Linked DNA regions of Mus musculus: all the other regions are linked to region 5. A link is a loop called in an ENCODE intact Hi-C map of the cell type or tissue named here. Cell type or tissue: heart. All regions are shown on one strand.

Region 1 (4,000 bases), 300 kb after region 5:
TGTATATACATACATATATATACACATATATACATATATATTATATAACATATATAATTTGTTTTAATATAATATATAATGATACATTAAAATATAATATATTTAAATATATTACATTTATTTAATATATACTTAATATATTTTCATTTATAACCAATGTATTTAATATATATTAAAAACAAAGAAATAATGGGGCTGGAGAGAGAGCTCAATGGTGAAAAGCATGTGCAGTTCTTCTAGAGGACATGAGTTTGGTTCCTAGCACCCAGGTTGGGCATCTCACAGCTGTCTGTTGACTCTAGACCCTGGGGAGCCAAAGCCCTCTTCTGGCTGCCACAAGCATCTGTGTGAACACATGTGACTTACACCAACACAGAGATACACACATAAATAAAATTTTAATAATAATCTTTTTTTGTTTGGTTGTTTTTTGTTTTTTTGTTGAGACAGGGTTTCTCTGTGTAGCCCTGGCTGTCCTGGAACTCACTCTGTAGACCAGGCTGGCCTCAAACTCAGAAATCCACCTGCCTCTGCCTCCCAAGTGCTGGGATTAAAGGCATGTGCCACCACGCCTGACAAAAGTAACCTTAAAAAAGATAAGTACAGAAGCTGGGAGGGTGGTCATCTGGGATTGGGTCTGAAGGGGAGGAACCTAGGGTGTGAGACTGGGGCTTGTGCTATATGCAAATTATCAACAGCTACAGCTTTGAATGGTACCATTCACAAATTTATTACATCATGCTGTATAACTGGTGTATTACATATTACATATATCAAGTAACAGTAAAATACAACAAGGAAATAATTTAGGGCCATCAAGATGGCTTGTTATGAAACCCTGATAATTGAGTTTGAAGCCTAGACCCCGTTGTGGAAGGAGAGAACCGACCCCCAGGCTGTACTCTGATCTCACACAACCTCACATGTCTTCCACAGACATGAATAATAAATTTCATTTAATTAAAAAGAAAAACAAACAATTTCAGTCATGCATACCTGCATAACCCCTGTTCTCTTGTGGCTGGCATTGGAGAATTATGATCTCAAGGTCAGCCTGAGCCACATATCAAGATCCTGTCTCAAAACAACAGGAAACAATTTACACAGAAAGCCAGACTCTCAGAGGTAACTGCTTTTAAGCGGATTGGTACCCACACACGTCATCGCACGGGTTGAATGGTGGTTTATTTTATTCTTCTTCTATTAGGGAAGGTCTGAGGTTTCCTGATGACACTACAGTGAATATCTTTCTTCTACCTCCACACACACATTCACAAGTTTTTTCCCTTGGGGTCTTCAGAAATAAAATATAATAACAGTGCCAGATAGCCTCCAAAGGGCTGAGGTCAAGCAGAGTCTTCTGACCCTAATGTCAGCCTACCCCCAGTTCTGAGAGAGGCATTGTGGTGGATGCTTGTGTGTATGGGCACACGGTCCTTAGACTGAGTCTCAGAGCAGTGGTTCCCGCGGTTCAACCTATGCTTAGCTTGTCCACTCCTTACAGTCATTTCTTACGGTCTCTGCTCACCATACAATGAGCTTAAATGATAACATACACAGCTGCGTGTCTACTCATCTAGCAGGAGACCTCAGTGTTGTGCTTAAAGTCTTCTTGAATGGTGAGCACAGACTAGAGTAGAAGCGGGTTAAGCCTAGGAATTACTTGCCCTCGAGTTTCAGTTTCCCATACTTCATAAAACCAGGGTGATGAGAACAGATCCGTCTCCCAGGACTGTCAGGTTGAGGGGAAAGTTTCTGTATGCAAAGCGGCTAGCAGGGTCTAGTACTTGGGGGATGCTCAAAGCGGTCAGCTCTAACAGGCCTCTGCAGGCAGGCATTATGAACACCGGGTTACAGGTGAGAACAAGGGTGGGGCAGGGGATGGTGTGCACACAGAGGGAGAGCTTGCTCCAAGTCATCTAAGTAGTGAAGTCAGGGCTTGAACGCAGGTTCGAGTCCAGAACCAAGGTCCGACAACACACTACCTATCTTAGAGCTCAGTGAGGCCAAGGTTCTACAACACGCTACTTATCTTACAGCTCAGCCAGGCTAGAGGTTTTCTGTCCCCTTTTATTAGCTTCCTGGGACATTTCTCTGCTAATCTGACCTTAAAAGCTCTGACAGATCCCTCCCATCATGTAGGTTCTTTGGTCTTGGTTTGAGGTCAGGACCTACCCCCTGGTGGCAACTTCCAGAAGTGCAAGGCTAAGCCTATGTGGATTCTCTGATGCTACCCTGGCAATGGATGGATGAACCTCTCAGTGGATGGGTCCATTCAGTGTCTCTCTCCTGTTCCCACATGGCTCCCTCACAAGTTCATTTACTTGAAAGACATGGCTCTGCTTTGTAGACTAGGATACACTGGAACTTACTGTGTAGCCCAGGTTGCCCCCATACCTGTGGCAAGCCTTATGCTTCACTCAGCCTCCTGTTAAGAGTTAAGATTAAGATGGGAGCCAACTTTCCCAGCTACAGCTCATTGTTAAAATGATATGGGAGGCCAGTCATGGTAGTGTATACCTGTAAGCTTCGTACTCTGAAGGCATAGGCAGGAGAATCAGATCAAGGCTAGCCTCTGCTACCTTGTAAATTCAAAGCCAGCCTAGGATACAAGAGAGTTAAAAACAACCCCTTCCTGCCCAATAAAACTCCCCACACCAGTGATGTGGGGAGCTCCACCCATCTGCATCCTTAACTGCTTCATGGAGGTGGACACTGTAGGCCAGTTCCAAGTCAAAGGCATTTGCTATGACCTTTCAGAATGGCCCTGTGGAGTGGGAGAGGGTCTTTATTTCACACATGACAGCTAATGGGTTACATGGTGTGCTTAAGGCTGACCTGTCATTCAAGGACTTGGTTCTAGTCACTTCTGGCCATTTGTGTCTTGGGGAGTGGCTGAGGGGGCAGCTGGGACCTCACAGGCTCTAACATTCTCCCTCTTCCTCTCCCTCCCCTTCCCCCTCTCTCTTTCTCCCCTCCCCTCCCTTCCTCCCACAGATTTCGTGGGCACTACAGTAAGTTCCGTGCTGCGGCCAGGAGGTGATGTGTCTGGCTGGGGAGTCCTACCATGCCCTGTTGCTCACACACAGGGACCCTGAAAGCCGGGATTTTATAGCCCAGGAGTTGGCCTGACCTCAGCATATCCCGTCTGCTGCCCTCTCATTCCTGCGTTCAAGCTCCAGACCCAAATCTTGAACTGGCTGCACACGGACCTCCTCCGGGCTCTGAAGAGAGGCAGGGGCTAGGTGGCAGCCTGGCAAGAAGGCAGAGCCCTTGAGATCCTGAGTCTGGCCCCGCCTCCATTGGACCTAGTGGAGCCTGGGCCTCCCTCTTTGGTCCCTCGGTTTCCTTCTCTCCTGTGTAGACTAGCTGGAGGTCCCTGGGGATCCCCAGGGAAAGGACGCTCTGCCGCGCAATCTCCTTGGACCCCTTCAGTGTGCAGGGCTGCCTGCTGCGTCCTTGCCTGCCGGTCCTGATCGCCTAAAGAGACTTACTCAACACACTGCCCCAGGAGGGCCAGACTCTTTCCTACTTTATTTTTATTCGCTGATGATGGTCCCACCACATCTGCCACAAAGCTCCAGGTGCCACCAGCCCCCCAACGGGGCCTCCTCTGCCTCCCTCATTCAAGCCTGCACCCAGCTCTCAAAAGAATCTGAGCCGTGCTGAGGGGGAAAGGATAGGGTCTTCCTTCCTGCTGCTGGTAGTCCTTCATCACCTCAGAGTCTGAGGGGGAGACACGGGCTCTGGAGGCTGTGGGAGGAGGAAGCTAGTTCCAGCCTGAGGCTGGCCTGGCCTCTTCCCTACTGGGATATCTCACTGGTGACTGGCCCCTCGAGCCTGGCCTGTTTTGTACAGCATAGACTTCTCAGGCCCATTGTCAGGGTTGGTGGCTGTGGAGAGGGGGCACAGAGGTGGGGACTTAGGGGTTACCCCTCTCCTTCTCATGCTTCCTACACCCTGGACATCTGCCAAGGGCAGAGACTGTCTTGCGTCTTTG
Region 2 (4,000 bases), 430 kb after region 5:
CACAGTTCTCAAGTTTTATTTCCTTTCAATTTCTCCTTCCCCTTTTTTGTAGGTTCAGGGATTGAACTCATGTTACTAGACTTGCTTGGCAAGCACTCTGCCCCATGAACCATCTTACTAGCCCTTCACCCATTCTGTCATTCTCTGATGGTGGTGGTGGTGGTGGTGGTGGTGGTGATGGTGGTGATGGTGGAGGTGGTGGTGGAGGTGGTGGTGATGGTGGAGGTGGTGGTGGAGGTGGTGGAGGTGATGGTGGAGGTGGTGGAGGTGATGGTGGAGGTGGTGGAGGTGGTGTGTGCGTGTTCTGGCTTGTTTGGAGGCCTGGGGATCATTTTGTAGAGTTGCTTATTCCAGGGGTTGAACTCAGGTTGTGAGGCTTGAGTAGCGAGGACTTTAGCTTCCAAGCGATCTCTCACCCGAGCCCATTCTTAAGGTACAACAAGATGGTGGTTAGGAAACCACACAGTACCGCTTACTCTATTACCTAGTGCCTCCATCTGTTGTGTAGACACAAGGATTACTAGGTCTTTGTGTTTTCAGGGTTGTTGTTTGGTTGGGTGGTTTAGCTTAGTTTTATTTTCTTATTACCTTCATGCCTCAAAATAACGTTTCCTTGTTTATGAATGTTATACCTTGCTGGTTTGGTTTTCCATATTTTCTATCGACTGTGCTGTGTTACCTAAGTTGACTTTAACTTTTCCTTTTTGCTAGTTTGCCTCTCCCTTCTGTCCTTCCAGCTACAGCCCCCAAGGATTTGTATCTTAATTTTACATTTAACTCTAAATGATATATATGTTAAAAACTTGTCTGTTTATTTTTGCAGTCTCACTAAGTAGCACTGGTTGCCCTAGAACCCGTGACCTTCCTGCTTTGGCCTCCCAGGTAATGGAATTGCAAATGTGCACTACCACACCTAGCTGTATGTCTCATCCCGCCAACTGTCTACAGCAGTTCTCCGTCCTTGGTGCTGTAAGACAAGGGCTTTATTAGCATTCTTGGCCTTCGCTCCACATCTCCTCCCTTCTCTGTCCCTCCTAGTCCATTTTGTTAAGAGTTCCCACCTGACGGGTTGGATTCCTGTGGGGACGTAACTGAAGGAAGGATGTGCCTGCACCTGCTTCTGTCTCAGGAAGCAGCTGAAATTCCATCTCCTCCGAAGCGACCTTCTGGGAAAGGAGAGATGGGGCCACAATCCTATGAATGAAACAACAGCCTAATAGTCCATGAACCTTAACCTAAAGATCTTTGTCCTGCTGGGCGTTGACAACTAGAGGGAAAACAATCAGCTCTGGCCGTGTGCTCAACAGGCACTGGTTTATTTGCTTTTCCCACGCCTTTTTAAGCCGAAGGCAGTAAAACTTCTGCAGTAATCTGACCTCTGTGAGAGCTCCGAAAGGAATTAGTGACATCACAGTGGATATTCAGAGCAAAGTATGTGAGTTTTCTTAGTTTTTCAGCAGTTGCGTAGCAGTAAGCAAGTTGATTTAAAAGCAACTGATTCGTTTTAAAGAAACTGTATTTTTGCTGCAGTTGATGTATAGACAATAAAGGAATAAAGAAAGCGATGAGGCAGGCAGTGAAGCAGCCCTGCCACCTAGTGGTTCCTCACGCTGGAGCATTTTGGCTATTTCAAAGCACGACAAATGCAGCAAATGAGCTAACCTGGAAACTTCCATTTCCTCTTCCAGTTGTCCAGTCCGAGCTGAAAGAGACTGGTAAAGGAAGCGGTGTAAGTAAACACGGATGGCCACCAGGGCTCCAGCACAGAGAGTAGATAGCTGCAACAGGGATACGCAGTGCAACGAAAGAGCAGACATGGGGTCAACCTCGTGACAGAGTTCCTTGGGAGTAGTCACTGCAGCAGAATTGGGGTCAGAGGCAAAGCTGACTGAGGCAGTGTCCATAGAGTGTCAGTAGGCCACAGGAACTCTTGACACAGTGGTCTTGAGGCTGAAGTACACTGCTTGATTCAAGGCAAATAATTAGGACACTCAAGTTAACAATAGTAGAAAGTTCTTAGGTGTGGTAGTAGATTCATTTCAAGTGCCTCAATAGATTCCCAAATTCAAAGATACTGAAGTTTCTATATAAAGTGGCATACTACTGACTTGTGAATATCTGCTTGTATACTTTAAGGCATCCCTAGATTGTCTTATAACTAATAGAATGTAAATTCTATGTAAGTAGTCTGTATGTGTGTAGTACAGGTGTTATTTGAAAACATCCTTTCTTTCTGACTGAGTCAATGAATGTAGATCCCATGAGAAAAAAGAGCTGGCTGCATGTGTCCAGGCAGGGTCTTATCTCACCATTGTTTTAACTGTACATTATCAACCCCATTATTAAGGTGGTGAAACTGAGGCTAATTAGCCCAAGTCATGGTGACAATGAATTAAAACCAGCACTGAATTACAAACCAAAGTGATTTGCACTCCAGCATCTGAACTCTTCAGTACTTTGCTTTCCTATCTCTCTCAGAGAAGAAGGAACACTGGGTTCTAGCCATCTAACCATTGCCCTCTACTTTGAAAGTAAAGGGGAACTCTGCAGCAGTGAAGAGCCACTCCCAGATATGATGCCTGCGTCAGGGGGCTATTTAGTCAATCCAGTCTGAGTTTCCCTTACTTATACAATAGGGAGTGAAATGGTGACTGTCTCATAAGTGGCTGTGGATATTCATTGAAGTGTTATAAAGGTTCTACAAAAATAGCTTCCAACAATTCTGGTATCCTTGCTCTTAACAAGGGGCATTGCCTGGGCTGGGCTTATGGCTTGCTTTGACCTCTGGATTTGATTTGGATCTCTAGAATGTGGCATTGTGGCAATATGTCATGACTGGTTCCAAGTGTGGGTCATGAGAGGCCTGGTAGCTCCTACTTTTACTCTTTGCGCTGTTTTTGCTGCTTACTATGTGAGGAAGCCAAGCCTAAAGAGCCTGTTTTGAGACAGGGTCTAATTTCCACTAGCTCCTCTTCCCCTGTGCTGATAGGGTTTTTGTTAATATGGAACAAACTAGAATCTTTTGGGAAGAGGGACCCTCAGTTGGGGAATTGCCTCCATCAGACTGGCCTATAGCACCTCTTTGGACTCATTTTCTTGATTAATGATTGATGTTGGATGAGTTCAAACCACTGTAGGTGGCGCTACCCCTGCACAGCTAGGCTTGGGCTGTATAAGAAAGCAGACCGAGCAGTACATGGAGAGTAGTAGACCAGTAAGCAGCACTCTTCCGTGGCCTCTGCTTCAGTTCCTGACTCCAGCTTTCCTCCTTGAGTTTCTGCCTTAGCTTCTCTCAGTGATAGACAATGAGCTTTAAATGAAATAAGCTGTTTCCTCCCCAAGTCACTGTGTTATTACAGCAACTGAAGCAAAACTCAAAGATCCCTCAGTGTTTTTTCTGTCCTATATATTTGACCCTGTTTTTCTGTTTCTATGTATGGTTTTCCTCTTCTCTTCTTACTTTTCATTCTTCACTCTCTTTTCTGCTGCCAGGGATCAAACCAGAGCTTTTGTGTATGATGAGCACACATTCTGCCACTGGACAATCCTGTACCTTAGACAATCCTGACTTTCCAATCTCTATTTCTTTCTTTCTTTGTGTGTGTGTGTGGGTGTGTGTGTTTCTTTTATTTATTTATTTAGGTATTTTCTTCATTTACATTTCAAATCCCAAAAGTCCCCCATACCCTCCCCCCCCCCACTCCCCTACCCACCCACTCCCACTTCTTGGCTCTGGTGTTCCCCTGTACTGAGGCATATAAAGTTTGCAATACCAAGGGGCCTCTCTTTCCAATGATGGCCGACTAGGCCATCCTCTGATACATATGCAGCTAGAGCTCCGGGGGTAGTGGTTAGTTCATATTGTTGTTCCACCTCTCTTGCTTCGGCAGCACATATACTAAAATTGGAACGATACAGAGAAGATTAGCATGGCCCCTGTGCAAGGATGACACCCAATCTCCATTTCTTATTGGGACAACGAAATAAGCTATCCCCACTG
Region 3 (4,000 bases), 82 kb after region 5:
CCCAGACCACAGCGACCAATAAGGTACAATCACTGGGGCCAGTCACAGCCACTGGAGCTGGAGGTTGGTTTTTTTGTTTGTTTAAAAAAAAAAAAAAAAAGACAAAAAGGTTACAGTCTTCTACAAGCACAGAGTTTAGGTTTCAAGACGTTTAAAAAAAAAGTCTGTCCCGGTCCAGGGGACTGAGCATCAGAAACTAGCCAGAGCAGACACATGTGGCTATGGGGCAGGCCCACTGCTGCCTTTCTGCACAGCTAGCAAGCACACCACACCCACCTCCCACATCCAATGCCCACCCAACCCAGCTTCCGGCTGCTGCTGCTGCACCGCTGCTCCGGGGAGTGACTCCAGGACACCTTTGCAGACGCAGAGACACAGGGAGGCCGAGGGGAAGGCTGCGAGATCCAGCTAGATGTTTTAAAACTGTCAAAGAGAATGACAGGCAATGAGTGTGGGGTTATTACATCCTGGTGAGCTGCTGCTGTTCGGGTCTCTGAGAGCTGGATCAGCCTTTGGCACTTTATGAACCAAACCCAGGTCCTCCAAAAGAGCAACAAGTGCCCTGAGCCACCAAATCATTTCTAGCACCCTATGAGCTCTTAACCTGGCCGGACTTTAGCAGTGATCTGAAGACACTAGCCTGAAACACAAAATTAGAGCAGAAAAAATTAAGTGCTAAGGGCTTCCCTGTAGCTTGCCTAGCAACTGAAGCTGCTTTAGATAAGGCCCATATGTGAGAGGCTACAGGGCTCAGGGAGTCAAGGAGAGAGGGACAAGGGTTTAGGTTACCTTTATGTTAAACTTTGGGTAACTGTCAAGCCAGAGCAGGCCCTAGAAGAGCTTTCTGATCCCCGTGGCAGTACACACAATCTTAGCACCCAGGAAAGTAGAGGCACACATATCAGGAATTCAAGGCCATCCTCAGCCAAAGAGAATTCAGGGGCAGCCTAGGCTACTTGTTTTCCTGCCTTCCTCCCAGGAAGAGATGGGGAAGGAAAGAGGAAGAAAATGCCTTTTGCCTTCAGGTAGCCCCATGGTGCCAAGAGCAACCCTGGACACTGTAAACCAGGGACTGCTCAATGACTGAGCATAGCCCAAGACTGGGCCACATGATGTTCAAAGCTATGAATTAGTTGCTAACTATGAAGACAACAGATGCCACTATGAAATCCAAATTTGGGGGTTTATGTGAACAATTTGTTCTGACCTGGCCATATAAGCCTGCAAATCCCAGCTACAGAGGTTCAGGCGAGATGACTGCAAATTCGAGGACTCCTGGGACTACACGGTGAGATTTGAATGCAAAATATAAATAAAAAGCAAGCTGGGGACAGAGACCAGCTGCAGGGCTTGGGCAGAACACGCAAAGCCCTCAGCTCAATTCAACTCCAAACCGCAGAAGAAAAAGCAGGACAATGATGCAGTAAGAGGCTGCAGCTGTCTGATGGCAGCCCTTTTCAGAGGAAGTGTACTCATGAGGTGCTGAGCCTCCATGGCCACACGCACCACCTGCTGAGAGACTGCAGTGCCACCAGATGCTATGACCGCATTGTAGATGCTTAAACCAGAAATCCCGCTTTGCATTCCCCTTCTTCCAGTTACTAGTTGGACATTGGCTAGGCAACTTCACTTCCAGAGCCTAAGACAATAAATATTAAGTTCTAGGGGCTGGAGAAACGGCTTAGTAAGCAGTGCTCCCTCTGGTCCTCCAGAGGGTCAGTTCCCAGCATCAATATCAGCTCCTACAGCTCCAGCTTCAGGGGACTGGATACCCTGTTCTGGATCTGTGGTCGGTGGTCTCTCTGTCTGTCTGTCTGTCTCTCCTCACACACACACAAATTTTAAGTGATTGAGTAATTTAAGCCAAATACTAAAGTGGGACAAGCACTATCTCCCCTTAGTCAAATGAACCTTGAGGCCTTTATGAACTGTGCTGAAACTGGCATTTCCATACCTGGAAGTTTATGTAGCAATTACTCTGTGATATTTATTCATTCATTCATTCATTCATTCATTCATTCATTCATTCTTTATTTATTTAAAAACCAAGGTTAACAAGAGCCTTTATTCCCTTAGCCAATCTTGCTTTTTAACAATCAGAAAGCCAGTTATAGTGGCTCAGACATGTAGTCCTAGCACTTCAGAGGCCGAGGCAAGAAGGGTGCAGTGAGCTTGAGGCCAGCCTGTGCTGTAGAATGTAATGCTATCTCAAAGAAAAATAAATGCAGAAATAAACAATCAGAACTAGCTGATAAACATTCAAAAACAACATTCTTATTAAAAGTAAAAAAATTAAAATTAAAATTAAAGCCCATTAAAACTTTCTTCTTGCCAAGTATGGGTGCACACTCCTTAGTCCAGCACTTGGGAGACAAAGACAGGCAGATCTCTGAGTTCAAGGCCAGCCTTGCCTACAGAGAGTTCCAGGAAAGCCAGGGCTGCAGAGAAACTCTGGGTTGAAAAAAACAAAACCAAACAAAGGAAAAACCAACCCCTTCCAAAACAAAAACCCTATATTTTCTAGAACTTGCATTTAAAGATGACAATTTTATTCTTTAAAAAAAAATTGTATTCATCTATTGCTACTGCATCTTTGAATGTTAGAAAGCCCTCAACATAGACAGGCTCTATGTTTTCTAAAAATATTTTAGAATGTTTATTCATGCAGTTAAGTAAGTATTTTCCTATCACCGTATTTAGCACTCTGTGGTCGTAATGCTCAGTTCCCTGAAAGGTGTGTATTAGCAGCACTCTCGTGCCACAGCAAAGTAACCAGGCTTCGCTGAGCGGTTCAGGGAGGGCCCTGGAACCAGGGAGCCAGGCCCACACTTGGTCTGATTTATGAGTATAAACAACACTGCCTTGTGTGCTGGCCACCCACAGGATAATTAAACCCCAGGGGAAGTGGGGGTCATTTCCACTTTTAGGCTTCTGTGCTCCCCTGGGCTGGGTCTGCATGCACAAGTAGGAATAAACACTAACTTTACCATGGAGAATCAGCCAGCCCTGAGTGGGATACATCAACAAACTGGAGATTGTTAGAAAGGCAAGGGCATGCCCTGAATCTCTAGACAAAACTATGCTACCAGCTCCACAGTGTAAACAATCTGTCCTCTGCTGAGCACTGCATGTCTTTCAGTTAGTTAGATGGCCACAAGCCACGAGGAATGGGAAACACACTGAGAAACCACAGTAGTGAGCCTGAAAACAGACCCTGAAGACAAATATTGAAGACTGTTTGAGAAGTGGGCTGTCCTTTGGTCTCAGAAGAGTCACAAGGCACTTTATCTTCCTTACTTGGGGGTTTGAACTAGGACAGATAGAGACTGTATAGAACTAGAATTTCCACCAGTGACTTCCCTCCCAGTCTTGGAGAAATAGAAAGAAAATGCCTTCTGATTCTCTAGGGTGAAGTCTCTGGCCTTGTGCTCGGGGTCTGAGGAGACTCAGGACTATCTTGGCAGTGCCACCACATTCCAGAACCCATAGCTTCTTCCGCAATGGCATCACGAGGGGAGGGGGGCTCTACTCACATTCTTGAGGAACTCCTCAGCTACGATACGAGCCCGGGCATTGACCGACAGCTTCATCTCACTGATCTCCTTGTCGATCTCCTCCATGAAGTGGATTACAAAGTCCACCAGCTTGTGTTTGTACATCTGCTCCGTGTGGAAGTTGGTGATGAGAAAGCTGATGTCATATCCCTAGGGAGGGAAGTCATCGGGGAAGGGAAAGATAAGATAAAATTAGCTCCGTAGGGACACCTCCTTGTCACATCTTTTCCCCACTCACAGGCTTCCAATTGGCTTCTACCATTTTCTCCTGAGCCAGCAATCCACTGGGTGTGGTGCTGGGGTGGGGGGAGGAGGTAGAGCATGGGTAAGTGTGCACTTGTGCACCTGCTGGACACAAGCAACTGAACCCAGTTCAAAATCGAGTGTCAGAGGGCTGGTGAGATGGCTCAGCAGGTAGGAGCACTGACTGCTCTTCCAAAGGTCCT
Region 4 (4,000 bases), 140 kb after region 5:
TGCTTGCCTAGTGTGCATGAAACCCTAGTTTGGCTCACTAGCATCATACAAGACTGGGCACAGTGGTGGTAGAGCCTACAATCCCAGGCCTCAGGAGATACGAGGTAGAATGGAGGATAGCCAGGCTACACGAGAACCCATGTTAAAAGAAACTAATGATATTAATAGTGCTTGCCAAAGCCAGGTGTAGTGACACACACCTTTAATCCCAGCACTTGGGAGTCAGGACAGCCAGTGCTACATAGTGAGACCCCGTCGCAAACAAAAACAGTGCTTGTCGTTCCTGGTAGGTAGCACACATATGCCTGTAATCTCAGCACGCTGGAGGCAGAGGCACAATACGTAGTAAAACTGTCTAAAAAGGGAAACAACATGAAAGTGCTGCCTCAGAAGATGGTGTGAGGATTTAATGAATGAATAACCAGGCAACATGCTCAGAGCTGTGTAGACACATGAATGTTGGTTACATGAATTATAGTTTTGTGTCCCTTTGTATGCATTTTATATATGTGCTGTATGTATAGCTGAATATCGTTCAGTAACACCTTACAGAGTCGGGGAGCCTCCTGTTGCCGACCCTAAGCCCTTTAGGCGTCCTTTCAGTGTCCCTCCCCTCTTTCCACAGCAAGCTTTCAATGCCACTGCTGTGGTTCGGCACATGAGGAAGCTGCAGCTGGGAACCAGTCAGGAGGGGCAGGGGCAGACTGGCAGCCACGGGGAGCTGCTGACACCAACAGCTGGTGGTAAGAACCAGGGTCTCGTGGAAGGGCATAGGTGGTCCATGAGGAAGAACAAGGCTGGAGCTGGAGCCGGCTCTACAGCCACCCTTACCCTTTCCCTCTACACAGGGCCAGCAGCTGGCTGCTGCTGCCGAGACTGCTGTGTGGAACCAGGCTCGGAACTGCCCCCTGCACCACCCCCAAGCTCTAGGGCCATGGATTGAACATCAAGGAAGTCAGGGTTTCTTTCATGAGAGGGGTTGGAGGCAGCCTGCTTCCTCCTCACTCCAGATCTGGGGAGTTTCTGACCCCACACCTCTTCACCCCTCCCCTCTCACTCTTCACTGCGTTTTCCATACAAATGTTTCTATTTTATTGTTCCTTCTTGTAATAAAGGGAAGATAAAACAAGACAGTTCCGTTTGCTCAAATAGCTTCCTTTTTCCCTATTGTAAAAACTGACTTTGATTTGGGGTTCTGGCCTCTGAGGTGGGAGTGTTAAGTCTTTCTGACTTGAGACTTAGGGGTCGGGGGTTGGGGGGGGGGGAGAGACAAGGGAAAGAAATGGAGAACAAAGGAAAAAAGACCTTTTGCCCCTGAGCCCTACCTAGCCCTCTGGCCTCTTAGATCCCTTTTTGCGCTTTGCTGGTGGCTCCCGAGACAGGCTTGGTTGGCGAAGGTCAGCACTGAACAGCACCTATGGGAGGGGGCATAAGGAGTCTATGGGAAACAGGGCATGCTGAGGTCAGGACTGGGGTCAATGGGGGTGGTGGGAGTTATGAGAACAGGTAGCTGAAGAGTCCAGGGGTCAGGCAGGGTGAGGGAAAGTCCTTTAGGGTCTGGACTAGGTATACTTACTGCTTGGGCCCAGCCAGCATAAGGTCCCCACAGATTCCGGAAAAAGTTTCCTAAATTAGAAGTGAGGAAACTACATTAATTGAGCCACACACGTGCCCTCCATGCACAGAGATGGGAACTGTGGGGAGATGGTTAAGAATGACAGGCTCTCCAACCTCAGCCCAACGCCCCAGCATCACACTCCTCACCCAGTTCTTTGTTGGCCAAAGGGCTCGGGCCCTTAGCCTGGGATGTCTTAGGATGCCAGCCGTAGTCACGATGGGCAATCTGCCATACATGGACATCCACGGGCACAGCCTGGGGTTTGTCAAGGGCCATTAAGCAGATGCAGTCAGCCACCTTTGACAAAGAGAGAACTGTTGTGGAGGAATGGCGGATTTGGCCAGCATCCAAAGCTATCCGCTTCCTCCTTCCGCTAAGGCAGCACTATTCTGCACTCTCAGTCAGTATGCAGTAATTACCCATTACTTCTAAAAATAGCTCCAAGAAGACTTGTTCCTGAGTGGACATCTGTGTGGGCCGTACACTCATACAACCTGGGGAGAAGGTATGACCACACTCTCCTCAGATAAGGAAACTGGGGCTCTCAAGTGTCTTGGACAAAATCACGCAGTGAAACTAGGCAATGTCAAATGTAATGCCAATCCCTTAAAAATTCTTTAAGTCAATGGGGCTGGTGAGATGGCTCAGGGGGTAAGAGCACCCGCCTGCTCTTCCAAAGGTCCGAAGTTCAAATCCCAGCAACCACGTGGTGGCTCACAACCACCTGTAACAGAGATCTGATGCCCTCTTCTGGTGCGTCTGAAGACAGCTACAGTGTACTTACATATAATAAATAAATAAATCTTTAGCAATTAAAACAAGACTACTGCCTGCTCTTCCAGAAGACCTGGGTTCAATTCTCAACATCTGCCTGATGACTTACAACCGTCTGTAACAACAGAGTATGCACATGCCATGTGCTTACAGGTTCCCATGGAGACTAGAAAAGGGCATAAGATCCCGTGGAACTGGAGTTACAGGTAGTTGTTGTAAGCCACCTGACAAGGGGGTGCTAGGAATTAAACTCAGGTCCTCTGAAAGAGCAGTGAGTGATCTTAACCTCTGCATCATCTAGCCAGCTCCTGAAAATTCATTTTAAGACACAGAGGAGAGGCCATCCTGGTCTACAGAGTGAGTTCCAGGACAGCCCAGCCAGGGCTACACAGAGAAACCCTGTCTCGAAAAACCAAAAACAACAACAACAACAAAAAATAAAAGAAAAAAAGACACAGAGGAGTATAAAAAATAAAGATAAATTATAAATTCTAATAGTCTGATAGATCTATTGACATCAACAAAACATTCTGTAAGCACATGTAATGAAAAGAGAAGAGAAGAGAAGAGAAGAGAAGAGAAGAGAAGAGAAGAGAAGAGAAGAGAAGGTAAAATAGAAACATCTTTCCATCTGTCTCCCCAAAGGTAACCAGTATTAACTTTCCGCCTCTTCCCTCTGAAAACTTCTACATACAAACAGCAGTGCACATAATGTACCCGCACAAAGGCCCTTTCTAAAGATTTATCCAAAGGGCAGCCTCTTCTATACTCTCTGCACTCTGCTATTCCCTTGTCCTTCCTGTGCTTTCTCCAGAAGCCGGGTCTCCCTGGATTCTCAGCTGGGCCTTGTTTCTACCTCTCGTACGCTCAGTGTGGGTAAAAAGGGCGTGTCCTACCTCTCTGGACCCTCACCTTGGCGCCCACCCCGGGCAGGGTGCAGAGGGCCTTGTGGGCCTCTTCATAAGGGGCCACTCGAAGCTGCTGCAGCCAAGCTGGCCCACCTTGCTCTTCGAGGATGGCTTTGGCACTGGCACGTACATAGCGGGCACGGTACCCCAGGCCCAACTTCCTCAGGTGAGTCTCTGCTTCTGGACCTGTGGGAGTGTGGAGGGAAGAGCAGATATCCCCAGTCAGTTGTTGTCCTCAGGCTTGTGTAAGATGCTCCACCCCAGTGCTTTCCTAGGCACCTCTTCCTTATTTACTGTCCTCTAGGAGTCAGTGGACAGTTGGATGTGAAAGAAACAGGTAAGGCCTGAGTTCTGCCCCCATAAATGTCCTCTTAGCACCTCCTATTAGCTGGGCTCTGAAGCAGGTGCTAGGGACCCTTGCTCTGGGGGAATGCCCATTTGAGCACTTTAGCTTTATTCAAGAAGTGCTCTCACCCATGGCCTACAAAGCTGCAAGAGCTTGGGTGATGGCCTAGCAGGTAGTCAGCATAAACCTGATTACCTGAGCTCAATTCTCAGAACTCATGTAAAATGCCAGATGTAGAGGTTCACATCTGTAAGGCCAGCATTCGTAAGGTGAGATGGAGGCACACACTGACTGGCAAAGTACATTATGCTTGCTTTTCTTAAGGTTCTCAATAATGGCAGTATACACATTTTA
Region 5 (4,000 bases):
TGGCTGTTCCCGCCCCGCCCTGTCCCGTCCCTCCCACCAACTCCAGGCTTAGGAGCCAGCAGCTTTGGACCTGGGTGGTGGCTTCTCCTCCTCCTCCTTGGCTGGTACCTGGCTGGGAGGAGCCCTGGGAAGGCAGCACAGCTGGACTCACTACTGTGTAAAGGAACTCCTACCCCGGATCTCACCAAAAAACAAAGATTCTGATCGATCTGGTCAGAAAGACCCCAGGCTTGTGGCATGCCGGGTGTTTCCACTTCCTGTATGACCCTGGGATCCTAAGGTCCACTGGGTCCCCTCTTACTATGCTCAGGTTCTTCCCTGGGTCTCAGTGACAGTGACCCTCGTGAAACAGGAGCTCTGAAGACAACGGGCTGCTGTCAAAGGGCACCAGAAAGTGAGCTCCCCACTGCCTGGCCCAGGTTCAGGGGAGACGGAGGGGCAGTGAGGCCCGGGAGACCCCTTACTGGGCTGAGTTCTGTCGAGCTGTTGCTGGCACTGGAGGAGAGCGATGGCCATGCTGCCTAGCTTCCGGTTTTCCTTTGCTCTTGGAAGAATCATAGTGAGGAGAGGATCCAGGAGGCACTGGGTCCCCCTTGCCTTTCACAGGCAATGCTTGTGGGAATGAAAGGACTTGGGCTGGTGAGCTGTTCTAGAACAAGCTTAGGGCAGGCTTCCTGACTGGCCCAGGCACACAAGAGCAGCACACTGTTCCTTAATGTGTCTACTACGTTTGCTTTTATTCATCTCTCTTACCAATTGGGTGATGTAGGCTTCTAATCCTAGCACTCCGGAGACAGAGGCAGGTAGATAAACCTCTTTGTTCCAGGCCATCAAGGGCTACACAGTGGGCTTCAGTCTCAAACAAACAAACAAACAAATCAAACTACCTCTGGACGAGGCCTCCCTCTGGGGAAGGTGAGGGACTCCTGGCTGACGGGGTTTCTCTCAACTCTGCCGAGCAGAGCACCTCCCCCCGCCCCCACCCCCTTCAAGCGCTTGACACTTAGGCCCTGCTTTCCAATCCTGGCCTAGCCCTCCAGCCTGAACTGGAGTGCTCGATGCAGATGGTTGTCTTTTTTTTTTTTTTTTTTTTTTTCAGTTTTGAAAAGAAATGGAAAAATCGTCCCTCCTTCTCAGAAAGGGCTGAGGACCTATCAGGAAAGCCCAAGTTCCTCTCAGGAACTCTAAGAGGGAGCAAATGTGAGGGAGGTTGGTCAAGTGTGGGACTTAAGGTGAGTCTTACGGTTTGGGGGACAAGAAGCACCCCCAAAGAGTACATGTGTGAGGCCTCATTCTGGAGTTCCTGCTGTTGCTACACAGGCTGAGGCTACAGACAGCTGAAACCACAGGGACTATTGGTTGAGCCTTGGTAGTCATCTTTGGCAGCCTCAAGTTCCAGCAGGTGACACTGCTCCAGACGGTTTTTCAAGCACCGCTTAGCCCCAAGGTGACTCCAGCTGGAGGCTAGGGTGGCAGGCTGAGCATCCAGTGCTCTCAGCAGGCGCGGCAGGTCACGAAGCAGGCGGTAGCGTGGCAGAGCGCGCAGCGGCCGGGGGATGTCACCTTTGGCGCAGAGGCGACTGAAGTAGGCGAGCAGCAGCGGACGTGGAGCAGCGCACAACAAGGTGCGAAGGGACGCAGCCTGCGGGTCACCGCTGCAGGCGGTGCTGGGACCCGCACAGTTCCACAGGAGCAGCACTGTGCCCTGCTCCCGCGCCACGCGCTCCCGCGCTGCCCAAAGCCACGGCAGTGGTCCAATGCGTGCTACGTGCGTCCCTTCCCAGAGATCCACGATCACGTCGCGTCCACCTCCCAGCGCCGTCCGCAGCAGTTCGGCCAAAGCTCCCACCAGGCGTCGCTGTGCCTCTGAGTCCGCTGCATGTAGGAGTAAAACTGGCCTTGTTCGACCGGAGCCTAGGGACCGGAGCAACAGCTGAGTAGGGTAAGGGGCGTCTTGGGAGAGGAGGGGGAGTAGCGAGGACAGCCAGCGTAGCCCTCCCCTTGGGGACTCTGGCCTACATTCTAGGGTGTCCTGCATGCACAATGTGTCCTTTATGAGGATTTATTGCAATGAGTCAGTTCCCCAAACTGCTGAGGAAACTGTGAAGGTTTTAACGCACAGCAGGCTGCAGAGTAAATAGCCCTGTCGTCCCCAACACCGCCTTTTGCAGCAGGGTGGATGGTGGTACACAGACAAACTGCACCCACAGCCCTTTGCCCTGCCTTAACCATTCCTTCCCACTAGGGGGCCTAAGAGTAGCATAGCAGCCTGTGCTTTGGCCCTCTCTCAGTCAAAAAGTGCTGGGACCATCTGAATCTCCCACGACCAAAGGTGATTTTACCTGGCAGTAGGCGCCGGCCGAGGAGGACCAGAACTACACCCACTAGAGCGGTGAGAGCCAGCAGTGCCAGGATCAAGAGCCCGAGGTGTCTATGGGAGACTGAATCAAGCAGGTAAAGGCGAGCCATCTCTCGAGTGCCCATGCTCCCCCCCTCCTCACTCAAGAACTCACCATCAGGACACAAGACGTGCTTCCAGGCAAAATGGACATCTGACCTCCACACCTGAGGACACAGGGCCCCACTCATGTGAGCTAGCGTACCCCCTCCTCCCAGGGAAGGGGTCCCCGCTGGCTTGGGAATTCCTGCAGCTCTAGTTTTGTGTCTAATACACATGCCAGTGAGACCACAGGTGCTCCCACAGCTGGCCTGGGCTGGAGAGCTCAGACCAGCTGAAATAGTCAGCCACCAATGAGCGCTGGGCCTTGCCACCACACCTCACTGTGGACATGCAATACTCAGTTTCCTCTTTTTTTTTAATGGGAAGGCAAACTATAAGTGTTTTGTTTTTAAGACAGCATATAACTAGTGATGGCTAATTCCAGTTTAAAATACTTGGGCAAACCAAACACTTTAATGGACTCTGTGCTGGGGGTCTGTGAGGAGTAAGGGTAGGATTTCTTACCAGGATGCAATTCTCCTGCCTCAGGAAGGGGATGATGAGGTCTAGCGTCACTGGGACTGAGCCCTGGGTCTGTGGGGACAAAAAGTAGAATGGTTGTCCCCATACATGCAAATCTGATAGCGTCTCACCTACTCACCTAGCCAATCTATTAGAGGGCACAGTGACACTTCCAGAAAACTTCCCCAGCCACCCCAACTACCACTGACTTTCCTCAGATAGTAGCTGCTTTGGCTGAGTTAACACACACAGAGTGCCACCATGAGGATGGAGGGAGACACAGCCATTGTCTGTGTCCTGTGTGCATCCCTTCACCCACACAGCTGAAGAGGCGTCTTGTCCACTGGGGAGAATAAGCTTCGGAGGCTGCAGGCTGGGCGGAGGCTCGACTATAGCTTTTCTAATTCTGGGTTTGTGTCCTTTCTGTGGCCTTGGATGCAGACTCTTTATTTGCAGATGGGAGGCGGGGGCCAATAATCTTTAGTGGGTTACTGGGAGCATCAAATGGCAATATGTATATGGATACTTTAATAAACTTATATATAATTGTTGTGTATATAATTATAACTTACATAAATAGATATACACACACACATATATACTAAGCTGAGATATATGTATGTATTTATATACATGGGTAAATGGAGGCCGAAGCCTGTTCTGTATGTTCTTCTTATACTTCCTAGTGCATAATGCAGGGTGAGCAGAGTAGGCGCCCGGGAAATGTGTATTGAACCGGAGAGAACCGATTGCTGTCTGTCCACAGATGAGATGTGACTCCACTCTGTTTTCCATAAGTTAGTTACAAGACTGACCAGCCAACCCCACCCTTCAGGAGCACCACCTGCCTCTACTCTGCACCCCTTACATGCTTGACTCCAGTCTCAGGCTGGTAGATACTCATCATTACGTGTTTGCTACTCTCTGTCTGTTTGGGAGCCCACAGAGCTCAAAGCAATAGCCTAGCTGCAAGGGAGCCTTTGAGAGAGAACTGTATGTAGAGAGCACTGCGTGCTTGGTCAGCTTATCACTGTGGGT
Region 6 (4,000 bases), 92 kb after region 5:
AAAACCGGAAAGGCAAAATTAGTTGTGTGCGGTGACAAGTACCGTTGGGAAAGTGATAGAATATTCTTTTCTCTACCTCGATTGTGGCTACCTGATTATTTTGTCAAGGTTCATTGAAAGAAAACTAAATTTTAGATGACCAGCCCTGTGATAGTTACCCTTTAGTGGCTTGAAGAAATTGTACAATAAACTTGAATGCTTAAAAACGCAAAGTCAAAACTCAGTCAGCAGGAAATGGCTTTCACGCTAAGGAATGAAACCAGTTAGGACTAACACTGGAGCAAGCTTTAAAAAGTGACTTTTGAAAAAGAGGGTCTAATTTCAAAGTCTCTTCCCTGAGAGCATTCCCGGGCGTGCAACAAGCAGTCCAGCCTTTAGAACTCAGGTCGTCAAGGGCTGACCAGAGAAAGTAGTGGGAAGCCTGGGACCTTTCGGAGAACAACTGCACGGAGCACCCACAGATCCCAAACCCGAGCATGAAAGAGGAGGACCAGCGGCCATCAACATTTACACACGTTAAGGTCAACACGGTTCTGCACATCTAGGAAGGAGTCTGAATGCAGGCAAGCAACACAGAACCTTCATTGGGAGCTGGAAGGCAAGGCTTCCAGGAAGCGCCAAGAAGTAAGAAGATGAAGTGGACACTTGCCTCGAGGTCCCGTGAGACCGCGAAGGCAGGCAGGGACAGGGGGTTGTACTTAGCCAACCTCTACCGTGGACGGAGAGGAGGCCCCGCAGAGCGGTCCTACCTCAGCTGCAAGCCACCACCACGGGCTTCGCAGCCCGGTCTCCTGCCCCCTCCGAACATCGGGGAGAGGTCATTCTAGCCCGGGATTCCCAACCTGGAAGCTTCCGGGCCTGCTCTTGCTCAGAGAGCCTCCTGGCTCGCCCCTTCCTCCTCGCCTCGGCCCTCGCCCCACCCTTTGCCTCTCCATCCTCCCCGTGCCTCCTCATCCCGGGGCAACCTCGGGCCGCAAGCCCTAGCGGCAAGCAGCATCTCCCCCAGACCCACAGCCTCTACAGGCAAAACACAGGGAGGACCCCAACCCCTGGTCTCTCACCATCGCGGGCGCTGTCTGGGCCGGAAAGCGGAAGTGCGGAAGTGCCCGGACCCGCGACGCCTGCCCTTTCGAGAGAGGCGCAGCCGCAGTCTCCGACAGCACTTCCGGGCTGGACCATCTCGGGTAGGACCGGGGAGGGAGAGCCGAGAGATATTCAGATCTCCGGGGCGATTTCACACTGGGACCTCTGGGACTTGTAGAAGACCTGCTATGAGACAGTAGCGGTCGAGTCCCCTTGGATCGCTACACATATTCCGCCAGCGCCTTTAGTGCTTGTCGCTTTGGTTGTAGCCTCCCCCCGTGTGACAATAGTACAGCCCGACCTCAGGTTGGGCACCAAATTAGGACAGGCCGAACCGGAGAAACGTTTCTTCCGGTGGTGCTCCCCTATCCTCTCCGGGCTCCTCCCATTTGCAACCGTAGGGTTCGGCCGGGTAGCCAGTCCCTTGAGATTTGGGCTCTGGGCCCCACCCCAGCCCCGGGCTGCTTCCTAGCCCGGGACTCCTCAGGCCTAGCATTCCACCTCCCGGAGATTCGTAGGTGGCCTTAGACCCCCACCCCCACCCCGGCCCTACAGGCCACCTTGGGCTGGCCGTCCCCGCCCTCGCGTCAACTGCAGGGGGCCCGCCCATAGCCAGTTCCGGAGCAGTTGCTCCGATCGCCCTGAACTCCCCGCCCCCTCCTGCGGCCCAGGGCCTGTAGGAGGCCGCAGAGAGGAGGTAGGAGAGGCGGGGGTTGTGTTAGGGGCTCCCTAGAGGACGAGGACCCTGGAGGCGGGATCTTGGGGCGACACACAGGTGGAGCCAGCCATTAAGCAGTCCCACTTCTGTGCCAGGCACTGAACTGGGCACTTGACGAGCATCACCTCTTAATCCTCAGAACATTCCAGGGAGGTAGGTAATTCTCGATGCCCCCATTTTACAGATTTATACTTCTTAATGGGGAAATAGACTGAGGCATCATCTTTTGTCCTGGAAAAAAGAAAAACAAACAAACAAACAAACAAAAACCGGAGATTCAGGTTAAATAACATGTTTAGAAACGCACATAAGAAAATGGGCTGGAACTTAGTTCTGTTCACCTGACCAGCCTGTGTTCCAAACTAGCCAGGGACACAGAGAAGGTGCAGAGGTGGAATGGAGTGAGACAAGAGGAGGCAGGGAGAACCCTGTCAAATAGAATGCTAGAAACGACCCAACGTAGGGAAACAGAGGACATAGGAAGACAGGGCACACTAGTATCTCCTCTTCCTTAATGCTGCAGATTCCAGACTTCTGCGGTTCAAATTGCAACTAGGAGGCCGGCCTAATCATGCAGGTTTGTACACCTAGTGACTTGGGAGGCTAAAGCAGGTGGATCATAAGTTCAAGGCCTGGAATTCATGAAAGGGGGGGGGGGCTGGATGTAACTGTAACATAATTAAGTTTGGAGAATTTGTGCCTAGAATGAACAAGCGCTTGTATAAATCAGGTGTGGTACATGCCTAAAATTCCATCTCTTGGGAGGTGGAGACAAAACCTTGGCTACATAGCTAGTTTGAGACCAACCTGAGTGCATATCTTTATCCCAGCACTCAGAGGCAGGTGCTTTCTGGGGTGGGGGTCGGGAGGGGGAGCTCTATGAATCCTGATCTATGTAGCAAATGAGTATCAGGCCACTCAAGACTACATAATGAGATTTTTGTCTCCCCCACCCCAAAATGGGGGTGAGGTAGGGTCTGGAGATGTGTGAGACCCTTCAGTGCTACCAAAACAAAAAAAGACAATAAATTGCAGTTAGGAGTCTAGGCATGTGTACATACTCTTCTGGAGTCTTTTTCCTTTCTTTGTCAAAAGAAAGAAACCAGGCAGTGGTGGCACACGCCTTTAATCCCAGTAGAGGCAGGTGATCTCTGAATTGAAGGCCAGCCTGGTCTATAGAGTTCATTCCAGGCCAGCCAGAGTTGTTATACAGAGAAATTATGTTGAATGAATGAATGAATGAATGAATGAATGAAAAGCATGGCAAAAGGCCCCCCTTTTAAGGTTATGTGCATAATTCAGTGAAGTCAACCTAGCTTGGGGTACAGTCAGGGCTCTGTTGGGTCTCTCTCCCCATGCTACTTTGTCTCCTATCCAATGGCCTTCTCCCCTCTAATTTTACAGGGTCCCACCTCCTGGGCCATGAGCGAGCTGAAGGACTGTCCACTGCAGTTTCATGACTTCAAGTCTGTGGACCACCTGAAGGTCTGTCCCCGCTACACGGCAGTGCTGGCCCGCTCCGAGGACGATGGCATTGGCATTGAGGAGCTGGACACCCTGCAGCTGGAGCTTGAGACTCTGCTGTCCTCTGCAAGCCGGAGACTGCGTGTACTGGAAGCTGAAACCCAGGTGATTGTCCATGGGGGGCATCCACTAGAGACATTGTGTCAAGTTATGGGATGGATCCTTAGGTTCCCTCTCTGCTGAGGCCCAGGGATGGATGGGAAGAGAGACCCACATGGGAATCATGACAGAATAGTTAGCTCTCAGTTCAGCTTACCGTTAGCCAAGGATGCTATCCGACTGTAGGTGGACACCGCCCACGTGTGGCCCCTGAAGTTGCCTGGGAACTTTCTGAGATGCACTGTGATACAGTCAGTTGCATAGACAGAACCACCGGGTGCCTTGGAGTGTGACATAAAGGTTAGCTGGGAGTCTTGTTCACCACCACCAAAAAACCCAGCAGCAGCAGATTTCCCCAGGACTACCATGCCAAACCGTTTGTGACTAGCTTGGGCGGCAGCAGAAGTGAATCAGAATGTAGACCTCCGGTTAAATTCATGTGAGAAAATCACAGAGAAGAACAGGCATTTTGAAATATGAGTAGTTTGCTTAATAACCTCAAATTCTAGATCTCAGTTATCCATGGCGGGGAAAGAAGTGCCCTGTCTCTTCTCTCCGTCTCAGGGGTTGTCTTTG
Region 7 (4,000 bases), 130 kb after region 5:
TCTCTGGAAAAAACGGAAATGGTAAAAGGAGAGAATCAACTCCTGAAGTTGTCCTCTGGTCTCGGCATGTATAGGCATAGACACACACACACACAAACACACACACACTCACACACACTCTCTCTCTCTCACACACTCACACACACACTCTCTCTCTCACACACACACACTCACACACTCTCACACACATTCACACAGTCTCATACACTCTCTCTCTCTCTCTCTCACACACACACACACATTCACACAGTCTCATACACTCTCTCTCTCTCACACACACACACATTCACACAGTCTCATACTCTCTCTCTCTCTCTCTCTCTCTCTCTCTCTCTCTCACACACACACACACACACACACACACACACACACACACACACACACAGACTTTCTAAAAGTGAGAATACCTGAATGCCCCCAGAAAAGCTTTAAAAGCATGCAAAGAGTAAGACCAGAAAAGGTGTGTAAGCAGAGACTGGCCAGGTGGCTCAGTAGTTAAGAGCAGTTGCTGCTCTTGCAGAGGATCCAGGTTTGGTTTTCAGTAACCCACGCGGTGGCTCACAATCACTTGTAATTCCTGTTTCAGATGATCAGATACACTCTCCCAGCTTTCAAGGGCTCCTGCGTGAGCACGGTTCACATATAAAATGGCAGGGTCACATACATAAATAAAAAAGTAAAGAAATCTTTTTAAAAAGTTGTACTAGTCTTCAGAGGGACACTATCACCCAGTAGTGTTGTCATAGAGATAAACACAAAACTGTACTGACACAACTCCCTGGCTCAATAGTATGTTGAATGGGTGGTGAGGAGACTAGAGGTGTGGTCCTAGGTCAGAAGTGGGTTAGGAATCTGAGATTCTGAGATGTGAGGGAAGAAAACACCTCTTAGTCTCTGACCCTCGTCAAATCTTGCTTTTCCTGTGAGCCCTGGTTTATATGAAATCTTTTTCTCATGTTTTACTTTGTTTTGTTTATGTACTTGTGTATGTGAGTGTGCAAGTCTATGGCAGCCAGAGGAGGATGTCAAATGTCTTGATCTATCACTCCCCACCTTACTCCCTTGTACAGCACCCCTCTCTGAACCTGGGGCTAGGCTGGTGGCATGCTCCCCCTCAGTTCTGGGGTTACAGAGGCACACAGCCCCCTCCAGCTTCTTACACAGGCTCTGAGTATTTGAACTCAGGTCTTGTCCTTGAGCCGCTCGCCCACTGAACCATCCCCGAATCCTCCTGTTTTGTCTTTTCTTCCTCCTCCCCTTGAAGGAGAACCTCACCACCGGCTTGCTTAGAACATTTCACAATGCACCTATCTCTGCTTCTGAAGTGCTAAGATTGTGTCAGACACCACACCAGCTTGTTTTGAACTAGTGTTCTAAGTACTTGCACACCCACTACACAGAACTCTCAAGAAAACTTAGAGTCAGTCGTTAATAAGTCCATGTCTCAGGGAAGAAACTGAGGCTCAGAAAGGGAGAGCAGAAAGGGAGGTGGTTGACTTCAAAACCTTTCTAGCATCTTAGCTTAGTCTTCTGAGGCCTGACCACTCCAGGACAGAGGAGGGCCAAACTGGGAGAAACAGAGGTTGAACTCAGGAGGGAGAGCTGCCCTAGACAGGCCAGGTTGCGTCCTTTGCCTGGCTCCAGGGCAGACCTACCTCTAATTCCTGCCAGTTGATTCCCCTTCTAGTCTGAGCTCAATTTAGTCCCAAAGAGCCTTGCATAAACCAAGTCGGGTCAGGTCCCTTGGCCCCAAGCCTAGAGCCCCAGGAAGGGATATGCTCCACCCTCCCCACCCTGGCTCCCAGCCACGGTCACATGGCACTTTGGTCCTCTTTGGCTTGCTTCCTTAAGGATCCAGATTTAACTGCATCTCCCCCTTCCACTTCTCTTCCCTAGTCTCTTTGAGCAGTACCTGAAAGTGTGTGGGATAGAAGCCTTAGCTCTGTTTTGCTGGTGTAGGTCCTCAGTTTATCTGCCTATTAAATGGGACCTTACAGCTTTTCATCAGCCCCTTACTAGTCTTCTGAGTCTTGCATAGGTCCAGCTCCTTTTAAATGGAAGGTGAGGAGAGGAGGAGAAGGAGACTAAGAACTCTAAGGCAGGTCCCAGAACTGTTTTGAAAACAATGCCAGGTTCAAGCTGGCCAGCCTCTGGCATCTCATAAATATTGGTTCAAAAATCATCTGCTTCTAACTAAGTGCTGATTTCAAGACCATCTGTGGCTCTCACTTGTCTCCTGCTGACGACCAAAGGGCACATAAGCATGCTATAGGGCCTGTAACAGAACAACTGGGCCCACTTCTCCAGTCCGAGAGTGCTCGTCCCTAGTCCCCAGGTCCTCTGCCGCAGGCTCCTCCTCCATTGACATCAGAGCCGCAGGCGGGCCGAGGGAGCCGAGCCCCAGCCGAGCGCCAGCGACTGAGCAGGCAAACTGACCAGGCACAGACGCGGCGGGAGCTCCGCACCAGCCACCTCGGCCCTCGCAGCCAGCCCCGAGGCGGGGCAGCCGCAGGTACAACTGAGGGTTGCCCCGGCTCTGTGCAGCGGGGCGCTCCAGCCACAAGATACTGAAGCCCAAGGGTGGGAGGGGCGCCTGGCCCCTGGACAGACAGACGGAACAGGGCTGGGCCTTTCTCTCCCACCTCCCGTCCCAGGCCCTTTAGGTGCTAGGTGACCTCCATGGATATTGCCTGGATATCAGAAAAGGGTGGGGAAGGGTCTGTGTGTGTGTGGTGTATGTCCAAGCGCTAGGCCTGACCATGGAAGGGCGTGGGCATTTGGAAGAGTAGATCGGGGAGGGCATGTGAGGGGTTCCCTGAAGCAGGAATGTGCTTCAGTTGTGTAAAGGTATCTGGGAATTCATTTTTGTTGTTGCATATGGTGTTCAAGGATACACACACACTGCTGTCTGGCTTGCGGGGTAGAGTTCAGGGGAGGTTTGGTCTTCCTCTGAGGGGGTTTAGTTAGGCAGATTGTTAAGGCTTGGTTTGCTGTGTAGGGCTCTGGGCTGAGGAGTTGGAGGGCATAGACAGGACTAAGTTGCTATGTCTGGTATGTGGGAACGGATGCCACCTTGTTCGTGTGTGCATGGAATCAGTACTGCAGTGTAGGGTCTGGGTGTTTTGGATGGACAGGTAGGTGTGAGTGGTGTATATGAACGTGTGTTGATGCTGGGCATATGTGCACAACCAGGTGACGTGGTGTGCAGTGTGATGGATCTAGCAGGAAGGTGTCTGGACTCAAGATTCATGTACTGCTGATGTGGAGTGGTGTCTGCTGCAGGGTGTGGAACTGTGAGGGTCATTAGTGCTGGCATCCATGTGGGTTTGACTTTACATGGATTTACCATTGCCTCTTTCATCAGAAAACCTGGGATGCTGGCCAATGCTCTGGGAACAAGGTCCCACTCAAGGAGTGGACTCTCAGTTCTGGTCAGGGTGCCTTCTCTTCATTCTTCCCAAAGGAACCAGGAGGTTGCTTTCCCAGAGCTCTAGGGCATGAGGGGCTCTGTTCTGGCTTCAAACTCAGTTGATTCTGAGATGTTGACTTTTCTGAATGATTCCCCCAGTCTAGTAGTCTCCTACTGGACCAACACATGACACCCTTTGTCCTTAGCAAGCTTAGCTGGGACTCTCTTGGGCAACTCTGGACTCATTCTATCCATCTCCAACCTCAGTTTCCGAGATTTCTCACATGATACATGGGGAGAGAACCCACCCTTTCTTGTAAGATGACACAGAGCTGTCTAGGGAAAGGTCCAAGATAGGTCCCCTCCAGGAGGGGACAGACAGGTGAGATCAGTTTTCCGGCTGCTGGGACACAGACAGGGAGTCAGGAGGGCTAGGTCTGGGGAGTTCCAGCTGTGGCTGATGTTGCCTTGGTAACAGTGAGAAGGAGCTATTTAAAAACGTGGCTGAGATATTGCTGGAAGCCCAGGCTGCCGGAAACCTGATTTCCGAGAGGCTAGGGTGGCAAGGAGGAGGAGGAGGAGGCGGAGGAG

Evidence for each region. A loop is a pair of places that touch in the nucleus more often than their neighbours do. Peaks named below come from ENCODE experiments on the same cell type or tissue, not always from the same donor. Only the 100,000 strongest peaks of a DNase experiment are listed, where the experiment ranks them.
Region 1: a loop joins it to region 5, with 9 times the contacts of the local background. A loop is called at or near these places in 3 of 42 quality-filtered maps.
Region 2: a loop joins it to region 5, with 11 times the contacts of the local background. A loop is called at or near these places in 2 of 42 quality-filtered maps.
Region 3: a loop joins it to region 5, with 2.3 times the contacts of the local background. A loop is called at or near these places in 2 of 42 quality-filtered maps.
Region 4: it touches region 5 in a loop (2.2-fold over the local background); 5 of 42 quality-filtered maps call a loop at or near these places.
Region 6: a loop joins it to region 5, with 2.0 times the contacts of the local background. A loop is called at or near these places in 2 of 42 quality-filtered maps.
Region 7: it touches region 5 in a loop (2.1-fold over the local background); 5 of 42 quality-filtered maps call a loop at or near these places.

Annotation. Positions count from the first base shown.
Region 1 is chr6:113,170,956-113,174,955 of GRCm38, reverse strand. It overlaps Lhfpl4 (lipoma HMGIC fusion partner-like protein 4), which reads left to right. Exons shown (of 4, transcript NM_177763.3): 4 at 2,998-4,000. The coding sequence ends at 3,098. Among named protein-coding and RNA genes, the nearest start is that of Lhfpl4, 22 kb to the left of the region's middle. In heart, a CTCF peak has its summit at 2,193 (motif pointing left); a DNase peak (open chromatin) is centred at 2,185; H3K27ac peaks cover 596 bases.
Region 2 is chr6:113,035,813-113,039,812 of GRCm38, reverse strand. It overlaps the pseudogene Gm23244. Among named protein-coding and RNA genes, the nearest start is that of Gm43868, 8.4 kb to the left of the region's middle. In heart, no CTCF peak of the experiment used is centred here; a DNase peak (open chromatin) is centred at 1,722; H3K4me3 peaks cover 858 bases; H3K27ac peaks cover 219 bases; H3K27me3 peaks cover 267 bases.
Region 3 is chr6:113,385,194-113,389,193 of GRCm38, reverse strand. Arpc4 (actin related protein 2/3 complex, subunit 4) reads right to left here. Exons shown (of 6, transcript NM_026552.3): 5 at 3,534-3,704; 6 at 1-423. The coding sequence ends at 418. Among named protein-coding and RNA genes, the nearest start is that of Ttll3, 5.3 kb to the left of the region's middle. In heart, no CTCF peak of the experiment used is centred here; no DNase peak of the experiment used is centred here.
Region 4 is chr6:113,331,257-113,335,256 of GRCm38, reverse strand. Ogg1 (8-oxoguanine DNA-glycosylase 1) reads right to left here. Exons shown (of 7, transcript NM_010957.4): 4 at 3,305-3,486; 5 at 1,765-1,915; 6 at 1,577-1,626; 7 at 1,069-1,415. The coding sequence ends at 1,326. It overlaps Camk1 (calcium/calmodulin-dependent protein kinase I), which reads left to right. Exons shown (of 12, transcript NM_133926.2): 11 at 626-743; 12 at 849-1,133. The coding sequence ends at 943. Among named protein-coding and RNA genes, the nearest start is that of Ogg1, 6.3 kb to the right of the region's middle. In heart, a CTCF peak has its summit at 2,351 (motif pointing left); DNase peaks (open chromatin) are centred at 866, 2,006 and 3,336; H3K27ac peaks cover 507 bases.
Region 5 is chr6:113,467,471-113,471,470 of GRCm38, reverse strand. Il17re (interleukin 17 receptor E) reads right to left here. Exons shown (of 15, transcript NM_145826.6): 12 at 2,966-3,034; 13 at 2,514-2,565; 14 at 2,343-2,441; 15 at 713-1,914. The coding sequence ends at 1,328. It overlaps Il17rc (interleukin 17 receptor C), which reads right to left and starts at 16. Exons shown (of 18, transcript NM_178942.1): 1 at 1-16. It overlaps Gm52872 (a long non-coding RNA gene), which reads left to right and starts at 1,867. Exons shown (of 2, transcript XR_003956348.1): 1 at 1,867-1,942; 2 at 2,292-3,518. In heart, CTCF peaks have their summits at 1,866 and 2,203 (motif pointing right); DNase peaks (open chromatin) are centred at 10, 1,840 and 2,340; H3K4me3 peaks cover 1,605 bases; H3K27ac peaks cover 1,356 bases; H3K27me3 peaks cover 2,621 bases.
Region 6 is chr6:113,375,270-113,379,269 of GRCm38, reverse strand. It overlaps Tada3 (transcriptional adaptor 3), which reads left to right and starts at 1,432. Exons shown (of 10, transcript NM_001372392.1): 1 at 1,432-1,954; 2 at 2,325-2,378; 3 at 3,206-3,430. The coding sequence starts at 2,373. It overlaps Arpc4 (actin related protein 2/3 complex, subunit 4), which reads right to left and starts at 1,157. Exons shown (of 6, transcript NM_026552.3): 1 at 1,062-1,157. The coding sequence starts at 1,064. In heart, a CTCF peak has its summit at 1,756; DNase peaks (open chromatin) are centred at 1,129 and 1,579; H3K4me3 peaks cover 2,713 bases; H3K27ac peaks cover 2,633 bases.
Region 7 is chr6:113,342,348-113,346,347 of GRCm38, reverse strand. Camk1 (calcium/calmodulin-dependent protein kinase I) reads left to right here and starts at 2,426. Exons shown (of 12, transcript NM_133926.2): 1 at 2,426-2,512. In heart, no CTCF peak of the experiment used is centred here; DNase peaks (open chromatin) are centred at 1,777, 2,357 and 3,837; H3K4me3 peaks cover 2,158 bases; H3K27ac peaks cover 2,041 bases.